2 separate regions of the Homo sapiens genome follow, and region 1 is linked to region 2. Evidence: chromatin loops called from intact Hi-C (ENCODE). Cell type or tissue: dorsolateral prefrontal cortex. All regions are shown on one strand. Links, peaks and the distances in the headings refer to the core of each region. The heading gives the core; the rest is flanking DNA.

Region 1 (2,917 bases), core at 134-2,633, 110 kb before region 2:
CATCTGAGCCAGTAATTAACAAACGTTGATTGCCAAGGAAATTCAAACCAAGGTTTAATAAGGAAGGAATTCTTGTAAAAATAGACATAATAGCTATATGTAAAAATAAGAATATCTCTCATGTATAAGGAATTTTTATGTTTTGTGTAGAATTCTAGAGAGTGAAAGTTATGAGTACTGATATATGATTAGTATGTTGAAGCTATTACAATATGAAGTTTGTCTGAAAATAGACTAGGCTATCCTGTGAGGTGAAGAGTTTCCTGTAGTTAGGGGTATTTAAGCCACATCAAATTGTGGGTCGATTGGGTGGTCTAGACCCTTCCTCCTCAAGTGTAGTACCATCTGGGAGTCATTAGAAGGGTAGAATTTCAGGTTTCACCCCATTCCTGGTGAATCAGTATCTACAACTTAACAAGATCCATGGATGATCTGTATGCACATTATGTCTGAGAAATAGTGCTCCAGTTGACATCTAATGAATTTTCGTATTATTTTTATACTTCTTATAGGATTGTGTTGTGTTGTAAAATTTAAATAACAGTCTAGAATAGAAGTTGGGTAAATACATGAGCTTTACCCCACTTTCCATTGTAAAGTCGCTAACTGAATTAAATACTTCCCTCAGAAACAAAGATTGTTTCTTGGATATTGTAGTTAATTTTAAGTGAACAGTTATTTACATACTAGTTCTTTGTTAACTTTGGACTCTTGGCGTTACACAAAAGTAAAACACGTCTTTTGGCTTTCGTGTAGCACACTCAGAATATTTTCAGTAACCCCCAAAATATATTCAGTGTTTAATCCTCCAATTCCTTCATGCATGTCCTCTTCATTTTCACCAAACCCAGCAGGATTCGTGACTCTCCCTCACAGAAACGTTCCCTTTCTGCTCAGAGTAGGTACTGATTTTGTCTCCTGCTTCCTCAGTCTGTATGAATGGACAGCAGCAACGGAAAGAAAAGAGGGTAGGTAAAGGGAGGTGGAGATATAAGGGGGACTGGAGCGCGATGGAGAGACCAGACTCTGCTCAAAGCTAAAATTTACTCGGGCAGGGAATACTTAACATACAATTCCCATTACCAAAACAATATGAATGAAGAAGAACTGAAGAGGTAATGAGAAATGACAGATGCCGCCACACCCTAGATTGGCTCAGGTCCCTACAACCATGACTACCATGCCCTGGCCCAGTGGGAAGAAAGCTGCTTAAAGAAATGACAAGCACAGAAGACCGGGGAGCCAAAAGGTGCCCAAGTCCGTTCCCATCCCCACCAGCGCAGGCTGACACAAGCGAAGGCTGTAGAGCCCATTGTGTGAAAGAAGCCCAGGCGGGGAAGCGTGTGCCCCCTTCCCACTTTGCCCATCCCTGGCCCTCGCCTTCGCAGGGGGCACTGGGAGCAGAGCGAGCCTCGGCAGCCCGGGAGCGGCTCTGGGGGAGACGAGTGTATCCGCGGGCGCGTGTGCGTGAGGAGGAGAGCAAAGACGTGATTACTTCAGAATTTATTTAAGGGCCGGTGGAAACCACTGCAGCAGCTTCCAGGGGAAGCCCTTGTTCCAGAGGAAGAGGAGGTGGTGGCTGCCAAGGAGGAGGAGGGGAGGAGACGGAGGAGGAGGAGTAGCAGCCACCGCACGAGGCAAGTGAGGAGAGAAGATGCTGTAGCGTCCTCACCGGCTGCCAGCAGGTTGGTTCTTCCGGCCAATTGAAGCAAGCAAAGAGGCTTGCAGAAAGGCCGGGAGGAGAAAAATGGGTGTGTGTGCTGTGGCGGCGGGGGGGCGGCGGGGGGGAGGGAAGGGGGGCCGGGGGACGGCGTGGGGTGATGTTTGCCTTTCCAGAGAAAAAGCGCCTCCTTTAAGTGAAACGAGACACGGGAGCGCGCGGAAACAGGCTGGGGGCCAGGAGGAGACCTGTCCTGCTTTTTGCATCCCTAGGGACTCGTTTTCCTTTAGGTTTCTAACTCCCAGGGTTAGCCTTAAACTCCAGAGGGGCTCCAGGAGGGGAGACTGGGTGGAGAACTTCTCTCCCAGATACTTCTCACGCCTTTTCTCCAAGCTTTCTTTTGGAGGGACGCCCCACACACCCCGGGTGGCCCGGGCGCGGAGGGGGAGCGGCGCCGCGTGGTTAAGTTTCTGAAAGTCAAACCCAGTCCCCGGTCTCCGGTCTCCGCCCCGGGGCTCCAGCTGCACGCGGGGAGCTGCGGCTGTTCTGGCAAAGGGGCCGCGGCTGCTTTAAGAGCCGCCTCCCCCTCTCCTCCTTTGACAATGGTCTGAACCGAGCTTTGCTTCCCAAAGCAAAATTTGTAATATGCCATTTTTCCGATGGACGCTTCTCCTTTTGGCTGCTGACGGAGCCACGGGAAGATGCCGAGCTCCTGCCACGCCACCGGGCCGGGGCACGTTCCGGGAGGGCGCCGGGGCACGCGTGTGTCTGAGCTGCCTTTCTCCTCCCGTTGCTAGGGAAATGGTCCAGGAGTGCTGGGTGTGAGCCTCCCTTCTCCTCAAGCCGGAGACTGCGGTTGTCATTGATCAATTGAAGAAGCAAGGACCCGAAATCACAGACATTAGGTACAGAAGCTGTCTTTGAGTTTTACTGTCTCCTTTCGCTGTATTTTTTGACCACCTCCCCGGCCCCACCCCGCCCCCAGGGAAGATGAGATGCAAATTCCTCCTTGTTGATTACCGTTAGGTGCCTTTTGCTTTCACCTCATCCTCTCCATCTCCTATCTCTCTACCTCCTGCCTACTTGGCTGTGTCCTGTTGGGCAGGATGAACAATTTTAGTGTGGAAATGATGAAGTCAACTTCTTCAAGGTGGTGGGGGGTGTGGCTGAGAGATAACTGTCCAGTAGTGTGGGTTGAGCTGGCTCTGGCTGTCCGTAAATGCACTAGGGTAAAGAAAGTGTAAAATGTGTCCATTA
Region 2 (2,917 bases), core at 270-2,769:
AGATTGGAACTTCATAGTTCTCCTCCAGCCCCAGTCTTATGCTGGCTCTCTGCACCAAACCTCAGCACTGGGTCTTTCTTCATTTCCCTTCCTGTTCTCTAGAGGGTCTAGGGTGCAATCAAGTTTTCTAGCCCTCCTTCAAGACAGCTGACCTCTGCCTTGAATGATTGGGTGTTTCTACAGGCTGATTTCCTGCCTTTCCCCTGTAGCAATATACTATATCATTGTAGAATTCTGGAATTAAGTTGGTGTCTTACTCCTCCCTCAGTAGCAGATGGCTTTTCCTACTGTAAAGGGCTGGTTGGAGGAGTAAGACTTCTATACCTTTCTTCATGGCAGCTGACCTTGGCCTAGGAGGAAGGGGTAAGAGTGTCTCCTGTCTCTTTGCCAGTGCAGCCAATCTTTGCCTGCGTCTTATGGAAGGGTTTCCTGTCTCTCTCCCATGGGCAGATGGCTTTGGTTATCAAAGCAGGACTAAATGTTGGATGCTAGACAGGATCTTGCCCTTCCTCTAGCAGCAGATTGTCTTGTTCTCTTTTCCTACCTGTCTCCAGGAGTAGCTGAACCCCTCTTGTAAAAGAGCTGGTGTCCAAGCAGGTGCAGACTTCCCTTGGAATGGTGCCCTCAGGAATTCTGACTTCTCATGATAGCCCACGCTAGGTCTTAAGAATTTTTAAAATGTTACTTGCCTCCCTACTACCCACTTTTATGGCTGCTTTCACTTGGCTCCATGTTCTGCTGATAATTAAACAGTTTGTGTGTCCTGTCTTTCCTCAAAGGAACTTGTCAACCTTTGGAATTTTGTTCATCTCAGAGGGACGTCTTAAGTACTCAGCTTTCTGAATGTTTAAGAAAAAAATAATACTTTTCAGAATTACCTACCTCTTTCTCATTTTTAGCCTGGGATCAATATTCCCTTCACACTTTTTACATCCGAAGTAGAAATAAAACTCTTATCTATTTTTTTTCAGTATTGGTGCATATTATTCTTCCTTTAGGTGGTTACCAGAAAAATAATTTGGTTTATGCTGAGGGGTGGTGTAAGCAAATCATGTAAAATATTGAACATTAAGTTGGGCCTCAGCAGGGTGAGATGTAAAACTGTATGAGTCTTGAAGGAACTGAGGGACCAGACAGTCAGGAAATATAATATTTGAAAAATATGATGAGTAAAATTAATACCACTATTCAATTTCTTTTTAAAAGTTCCTTCTTTCTCTTTCTTCTCCTTCCTTCCTTCCTTCCTTCTCTCTTTCCCTTTATCTCTCTTTCTTTATTTCCTTTTCCTTCTGAATACCTAAATTCAGGTTAAAAAAGTGTGCTTAGTATATGACTCCTCTGTACTTAGTTTAATATTAGAAGGTTTAAATATAGTATTTCTATGTTATATTCTAGCTTTTCTTTATTTCCAGAGAAGAATTTCTGTTCCAGCCAAAATTTTATTTTTACTATTCCTCCCTTTGTGTTTTTGTTTATGGCTACTATGCATTTTCTGAACTTTTAAAACCTCTAAATTCTTAATAACTGAAATTGCTACCAAAATGTTTTATACTTTTAGCATTTAAAAAATAAAAATCAAATGAAAATAAGTTTTCAGTAATAAATGCATTTTCACTGCTCATTTAGCGACTTAAAATCATGCTCAATCTGTATCATCATTGAGCACTATGCTTACATAGAACAAAACTGCTTCCTGTTGTAATTTTTAAATAAAGAGCACCACCTTGTGGGAACACATGCTTAACCATGTTACAGAAAATGGAAAACAAATATTAACAGAATAATAATGTTTTAAATTACTGACAGTTTATTTATTTTAAATTAGTATAGAAAGAAAGCACCATACTACTTCTGAAGAAAAAACTAAAAAGGTAGAAAATAGAATTTGAAAATTTTGTCAGTTTTTCATGTTATGACTCAATACAAGTCTGCAATATTGTACTTGCTAATGATTACTTTTTTATAAGTATTAATTATCTTAGAACTAAGATTTAGCTTAAAATAACAGAGCTATCAGGAACTATGAATATGACCTAATCTAGAAAAGCTTTATTTTAAAAATAAGGAATCCAAACTTAAGGGGATATATTTAGTGTGTTCACCAACTTACATATAACCAGCGATGTGATAGCTATATTCATGTAAACATCATTTCTATTTGCCTGAGTGAGTCTTGATGGATTTTCAGACAATAGAATATAGTAATGCATCATTTACCCATACTGAGGTATAGATTATCTAGCAAAAGTAAATTTTATCATAATGTAAAAGGTATAATACAACACACTACTGTATCCTTAAAAATGATTATTTTTATAGAATCTTTCTGTGGTGTATTATCTGTATTTTTAACAGCATATGTTTAATGCACATAACATTTTATGGAATTTAATTCAAAAAAACTTGACATTTTTGTTGGTCAAGGTGCTGGTTCTTTTAAATGTTTCCCATTTGACATCAATTCATCTCAGTTTGCTTTCGAAAATTGGGGAAAAGTTTGTTGCTATTCCTCTTTTAATGGGAAGCTCAGAACTGGAAAACAGCCCTTCCCCAAACAGAAAAGGAACATTGATTTTATCTCTTTTAAAATCACTCTATGCTTTAGAATGCCAAATTACCTTACTACTTGAAGACCTCAAGTCATATCACTCTTCTACGACAAAATCGCAGAATAATAAAATATTTTATAATGAAATTATATATTGTTTTAAACATGGGATTTTGTTGAGCCAGATTTTCCCCACCTGATTTTGATAACCTACCTTCAGGTGACTCCAAATTCAGTTACTCAGTCTGATAAGAAACCATCTCACTGTCACATCATCCAACCTGTATATCGTTATTTTTTCCCAAGATCCATAACTCAAATAATCCTGCCCACCAGGATTGATTGGTTATAACAATATTTATCTCTCTA

Evidence for each region. Peaks named below come from ENCODE experiments on the same cell type or tissue, not always from the same donor. Only the 100,000 strongest peaks of a DNase experiment are listed, where the experiment ranks them.
Region 1: a loop joins it to region 2, with 2.3 times the contacts of the local background. A loop is called at or near these places in 3 of 110 quality-filtered maps.

What each region holds. Positions count from the first base shown.
Region 1 is chr12:81,758,048-81,760,964 of GRCh38, reverse strand. PPFIA2 (PPFI scaffold protein A2) reads left to right here and starts at 1,615. Exons shown (of 33, transcript NM_003625.5): 1 at 1,615-1,685; 2 at 2,458-2,565. RefSeq lists an enhancer at 1,817-2,755. In dorsolateral prefrontal cortex, for the core only: no CTCF peak of the experiment used is centred there; DNase peaks (open chromatin) are centred at 1,464 and 2,294; H3K4me3 peaks cover 2,324 bases; H3K27ac peaks cover 1,920 bases.
Region 2 is chr12:81,643,522-81,646,438 of GRCh38, reverse strand. All of the region lies in intron 4 of PPFIA2 (PPFI scaffold protein A2), which reads left to right. Among named protein-coding and RNA genes, the nearest start is that of PPFIA2, 110 kb to the left of the region's middle. In dorsolateral prefrontal cortex, for the core only: CTCF peaks have their summits at 1,521 and 1,721 (motif pointing left); no DNase peak of the experiment used is centred there.